Regions from separate parts of the Homo sapiens genome. Here region 2 is linked to region 1. A link is a contact called in ENCODE Hi-C or POLR2A ChIA-PET data. All regions are on one chromosome and are shown on one strand. Each heading gives the region's core, a stretch centred on a gene start or an enhancer-like site at or near the end of the contact. The rest is flanking DNA. Distances are from core to core; before and after follow the strand shown. Region 1 overlaps RAD51B (RAD51 paralog B). Region 2 overlaps ACTN1 (actinin alpha 1).

Region 1 (2,739 bases), core at 96-2,595:
AATTCATCTGTTTGAAGTTAAAATCAATTAACATTTTAATTATTTTAAATAAAACACAAAATACAGACATGAGAAAACATAGACAAACCCCAATACAGATATGCTTTGAGGTTTTTTTGTTTACTAGCTTCTGAAGAGGATATGGAGTTCCTTTTATATAAACAGAAATGTGGGTTGGCACTGCCAGGTATAGGGCAAGATAGTTAACGAAGTTTCCAGAAAGAGCAGCAGAGAACAACTCATTGTATCTCAAAAAGCTCTACTCATCAACAAAAGACAATGCTCTACTACAAAAGACAATGACTGTGTGAGATTTTAATCTTGTTTTGCTTTCCATATTAAGGCCACAAAGTCAGTCTGTGCAAGCGCAATAACTTAAAACCTTCATAGTACATGGTGTTCCCCTATATTGAGCCAAGATTCTTCAATCAGGCTTCCTGAGATTCTTCCTTGATTTTCTAAAATGATGACAACCAAGTGCCTCTTTGCTCAGCCGCCCTCACTAAGAGCCAATATGAGACATATGCAGACAAGCTCTGTGGGGAAACAACACAGGCCAGGGGTGAAAGTACACCTAAGCTAGTTCTCCAACAGCTGGGGCTAGACAGACAGCAAATGACCAAGAGCTCTCTGGGCCTTAGGAGGCCAATGGTTTGGGATGAACTGTCAGAATTGAGAAAGTGTCAAATTTCTAGGCTTGTGAGAGAGTACAGAGGCTCTGGTTATCCATCTTAAGTTCTCTCATTAGGTAAATATGTTTTATGTGGAAAAAAAAGATGATGAGCAGCCTGGCCAAAGAACCTAAGATAAATGAAATCTTCCACAGGATGTTCACAGACAAAAAGGCTGAGTAATGTAGAAGAGAAAAAAAAAATCCCTGAAGATGAAGGGAGGGAGAAAAAAATAAAGCCATCAGTTCTAACATTTGCCAAGGAAAGAGAGTGAGAACACTGTTTGGACTGTCCATAAACCAGGTAAAAGTGACGGTTGGTTCTGATAGAGTCCACACACACTTACAATACCCTTCCACCAATGCCAACCACCCTGCGCTTCCTCTGAAGGTTGCAGCTGCTTTTCAAAGCCCCCAGAAAGCAACAGGCAGAGTATAGTGACAGCTGGAAGGAAGGAGATTAGGCAAGGACTTGGCATAAATAGAAGTGTAGCCAAAAGGCACAAATATAAAGGGAGAGAGACAATTTTCCTGTGTGGTTTGTGTGTGTGGTATGGGGGGAGCTCAAAATAAGAGCTAGCCAAAGTTCTGGCCTTGACAGCCTGAAGGGTTTGGCAAGCACAGCATTTCTCATGGCAGCCGGGCCAGGAAATGAAGCTTTCAGCTGTCTGCTTCAATGTTTTGCTCACTGTCACCATTTTCATGTTTGGCCGCTGGCCCATTTGTATTTTCTTCTTCTTTGGAGATTAGCACATAAGTGTGGACAAAGTCCATTTTGGTCATTCAGGACTCTGCCATGTATCATTTCCTTCCACACCATTATCTGTCAACTAGGGACTTCAAGAACAAGAAATCCTGACAGAAGACTACACAAGCTATAGAATTAGATGATTTGTAAAAGACCTTGGAGATCATCTAACCCAGCCTGATCAGACTGATTTTACAGATGGGGACACTAATAGCAGCTAAGAGAAGTAAGGTGACATGCTAAAAACACACCAAAACTTAGAAAGTGGCAAAGTTGGGACAAGTACCCAGCTCTCTCATCCCCATCCAGCCAGTCACCTGTCCACAGAAATCACAGTGTTCCTTTAGGACTCCATCTCAGACAGCATAATAACTCCCCCCCCACCCCCTCGCCCTCCGCGCCTTTTTTTTTTCCTTGAGACAGAGTCTTGCTCTGTCGCCCAGGCTGGAGTGCAGTGGTGCCATCTCAGCTCACTGCAAGCCCCCAACCCCTTTTTTAGTGGAGACTTGATAAAAACTGTGATGTGTTCTGACTCTCATCAATAATTTGCATATAAGTTTGGTAAGTAATTATCCAAAATGTGTGGTCTCCAAAAAGAGAAACAAATGTGGAGGCACAGAACAGCACTCAGAGAAAAGACCCAAACTAAAACCAAGCAAAACACATGGCATTAAAAACCATCTTCATAAAACTTAGATTCCTACTTTTACTTATTACATATAATTATCACTATTATTAAATCATGACGATCATGCTGCTTCCCAAATAAACTATGGCCTCTGTTTATCCTGTCATGTTGATTTACAAAACAGCAAGTCAATTTTAGGCCTTGGAGATGTCTTCTAAATTAAATTAAGCATGGATTTAAAATATTATATTTCTAACTCAAGGAACAAATTTAAATATAGAAGATAATATTTTCATTTGAAAGAAAGAAAAACATAAAGAATGAAAAGTTACTTGCAACAAAAGTAAACCTATATTATAGAAATCATTTCATAACTTTTTTTGCCAATGGAAATAATTTCTGATATTGACAGAAATCACATACTCAGAAATACGTAACCCTTAAAGGGCTTAAAAGAGTCTAACTCTGAAAAGGAGTTTGAGAGTGGAGGGGTAGGTAGATGTAAATCAATCTGCATGTAAGGTCATAACAAAGCAATCTATCTTCTTTCCTCAAACTGTGGTTTCCTTTACTCTAAAAAATTTTTTCTTCCAGTACTATAGAAATCATGTCATATGACATTTAAAAAAAAAACACTTCATTAACTAGTAAAAGTTAAATTAACTAGTTTTTCCTTCTTTATATTCATTTCAG
Region 2 (2,739 bases), core at 128-2,627, 800 kb before region 1:
CTTCCTTCCTCCTGACCTCCTCGTGTTTTGGACTTGGGGAAGGGGGATGCAGCTTCTGGGAGCCCTGGGGAGGCACGGGGACCCCGAGCTTACTTTGGGACCTAGAGGCCCATTCTTCTTATGACCTCCCCCACCCCTGCCTCCAGTTCTTCCTGTCCTGGGCTGTTTTTCTCTCCGAGGCTCTCCCAGAGGGTTAGTGTGAAAAAGATTTTTGGCCCGTTAATTACAGAGACTAATGCAAAACTTCCTAGCTTCCTTTGGAGGAAAATTCTATTTCTTGCTAACAGAGCAGGAGCTCCTGTCCTGATGCCTGCTTTCACCAAGTTGGGCCCCAGAGCAGCTCCTCGCTAGAGCCCTGTGCACAGCTGACTGGTCTCTGTGGGCTCACTGGTTCGAGCTTCATTATGAGCTGCTTTGACCCCCTGGCAGAGATCTGCACGTGGCTGTCTTTTGGGTGCCCCGTGCGCCTCAGGAGGCAGTGTGTCTGTTCTGTCAGCTAGATCACAGCTCTCTGAGAGCAGAGCTGCTGGTTGTTTTTCTTTGTGGCCTGGTAGTGGCTGGTCTGGTAGCCTGTACTTCCTGGATGCCCAGTTACAGAGAAAGAGAGGCCATGAAAATAATTTGGGATTTGGCATTGGAGAACTCCTGGCTTTTGGTTTGGGGCCTGCTCTTTGCTAGCCGGCTTACTTAACCCTCTCGAGCCTGTTTTTCCGTCTCTAAAATAGGGATCAGAAAACCTTACTTCTTTTTTTTTTAAGATGGAGTCTTGCTGTTTTGCCCAGGCTGGAGTGCAGCGGTGCAATCTCGGCTCACTGCAACCTCTGCCTCCCGGGTTCAAGCCATTCTCCTGCCTCAGCCTCCCAAGTAGCTGGGATTACAGGCGCTCGCCACCATGCCCGGCTAATTTTTGTATTTTTAGTAGAGACGGGGGTTCCACCATGTTGGTCAGGCTGGTCTTGGACTCCTGACCTCAGGTGATCCACCCACCTTGGCCTTCCAAAGTGCTGGGATTATAGGCGTGAGCCCACCGCACCCAGCCAGAAAACCCTACTTCTTAATAAGCTTGTTGTGAAGAGTAAATGGGGTCATTGTTATAAAGTGCGTAGGTAAGTGTCAGTGAATGTCAGCTTTTGTCACCGTTGTGCCTCTGCTAAGTGGAAGGGCCTGGGGGGGACTCCCTGCAGAAGGCCAACTTCCTAGGACCTCTGTGTGCTTTCTGTCCATCCAAGCCCTACTCCCCTGGGAGAGGCTGCGTGTGAGGTTGTCTGGTTGGGTGGCAGCAGCTTCCCCTGCAGAAGGAAACTGCTTCCTCCCCAGGGAGATGGGAGTTGCTAAACTCTGGCTTGGGCCGGCTGTGTGCTCTAAGCAGGGATTATGTGCGTGTGTGATGAGGGCGGTGCCTTGGGCTTCATTCCAGATACACCGTGTTCTCTGACCTCGCACTCCCTTCCTTGGAGCCCCTCACTCCAGCACCAGGCATTGTGGCTCAGAACTCCCACTGCTCCGGATTGCTATTTGACAGTTTCATAGGTGGGTCCTACTTCCCTTTTTAGATGATAGGCTCCAGGACCTCCATATTCCTCATATTTGGGGACAGAAAATAAGAGCTTCTCTTTCCATGCAGTAGGATGCCCCTTTCTCCTGTGGGATGATTGGGACCGGCCTGTCCAGGCTTGGGGGAGGGAATAGGAACGGGAACCCTGCTTGGAGCTGCATTCTGTGTTCGGCCCCTCCCTGCAGAAGACTTCACCTTGCAGAGACTGCAGAGTGTTAGGGAGAACCCAGCTTTGGAGCCAGCAGCACTGGTGTGGAGGCAAGCTCTGCTGTCTGACTTGCTGTGTCCTTGAGCTGGTCCTTATTCTGAGCCTCAGTTTCTTCCTCTGTAAAAAGACAATCTGTCTTGCAGAGTTGTTGCCGAGACTAAATGAGATGATGGATGTAAACCACCCAAGCTGGCATCCCATACCTGGTAGGCTCCCTAAGTGTGTTGTTATTTTGTGTGTGGATGGGCCAAGGGGTGCTTTTAGCGAACCATTCTTCTCCACACAGAGGTGTGGTGAGACAGACTTCCTATATACATTTCTGTAGCCCAGAGTTGCCCAAACTTGCCTGATTATAGGATTCACATGGAGTACTTGTTACTTGTTAAAATACCAATCTGTGAGTCCCATCCCAGAACTCCTGAACCAGAATGGTGGTTGTTGGGGTGAGGGGTCTCTACTTTTAACCTTTTTTATAATCGGGCCAGTCTGGGAAATGCCGTTTCCCTCAGATTGCTCTGCCAGTTGCTGTGTCATTCCATCTTCACGGGGGCCCATTGGAATGAGACAAGTATGGCCCCTTGGAAAGTGGGAGACTTTGCAGGTGAGACTGAAGCTTGAAGGGGCTGGCCTGAGGCCCTGAGCTCCTTGTGGTGGAAGCAGATTTAGAACTGAGATCTCCCAGTGATGTGTGTCCATTGTGCCTGCAAACATTCCACTAAAGCATGGAAAAGGTGAAGGTGGGGATGGAGAGAGATGGAGTGACAGGAAGGAGGTGAGGGCTGAGGGCCTCCATGATGGCCTTGGGAACCTGCAGAGACTAAGTGGGGGATGGATGGTGGGACAGAGCCCTGAGCCCCACTAGGATGCTTCCCCAGGTGTGCCTTCTGAAAACCAGGGCCCCAGTGAGCATGTGGGGCCTTGGGCTTCTTAGAACCACTGGGAATCCACAGGTGTCAGAGCGTAGGCGCGGTCTTAG

Evidence for each region. Hi-C counts contacts between places; a loop is a spot of excess contacts on that map. ChIA-PET counts read pairs that join two places held with the same protein, here RNA polymerase II (POLR2A). Pooled maps may share reads with other maps.
Region 2: a map of mammary epithelial cell shows a loop between it and region 1 (2.8-fold over the local background). The contact joins two enhancer-like sites. A Hi-C loop is called at or near these places in 1 of 168 maps with a recorded cell type or tissue (mammary epithelial cell) and 1 of 50 pooled maps. POLR2A ChIA-PET finds 5 or more read pairs at or near these places in 2 of 52 experiments (A673 and HEK293).

Annotation. Positions count from the first base shown.
Region 1 is chr14:68,142,082-68,144,820 of GRCh38, reverse strand. All of the region lies in intron 7 of RAD51B (RAD51 paralog B), which reads right to left. All of the region lies in intron 2 of LOC105370546 (a long non-coding RNA gene), which reads left to right. Among named protein-coding and RNA genes, the nearest start is that of RAD51B, 320 kb to the right of the region's middle. Within about 2 kb of position 1,345, at least 24 of the 41 ENCODE cell types and tissues checked have a DNase peak (open chromatin) inside an H3K27ac peak, as active enhancers do.
Region 2 is chr14:68,946,594-68,949,332 of GRCh38, reverse strand. All of the region lies in intron 1 of ACTN1 (actinin alpha 1), which reads left to right. Among named protein-coding and RNA genes, the nearest start is that of ACTN1, 31 kb to the left of the region's middle. RefSeq lists an enhancer at 696-1,244. Within about 2 kb of position 1,377, at least 19 of the 41 ENCODE cell types and tissues checked have a DNase peak (open chromatin) inside an H3K27ac peak, as active enhancers do.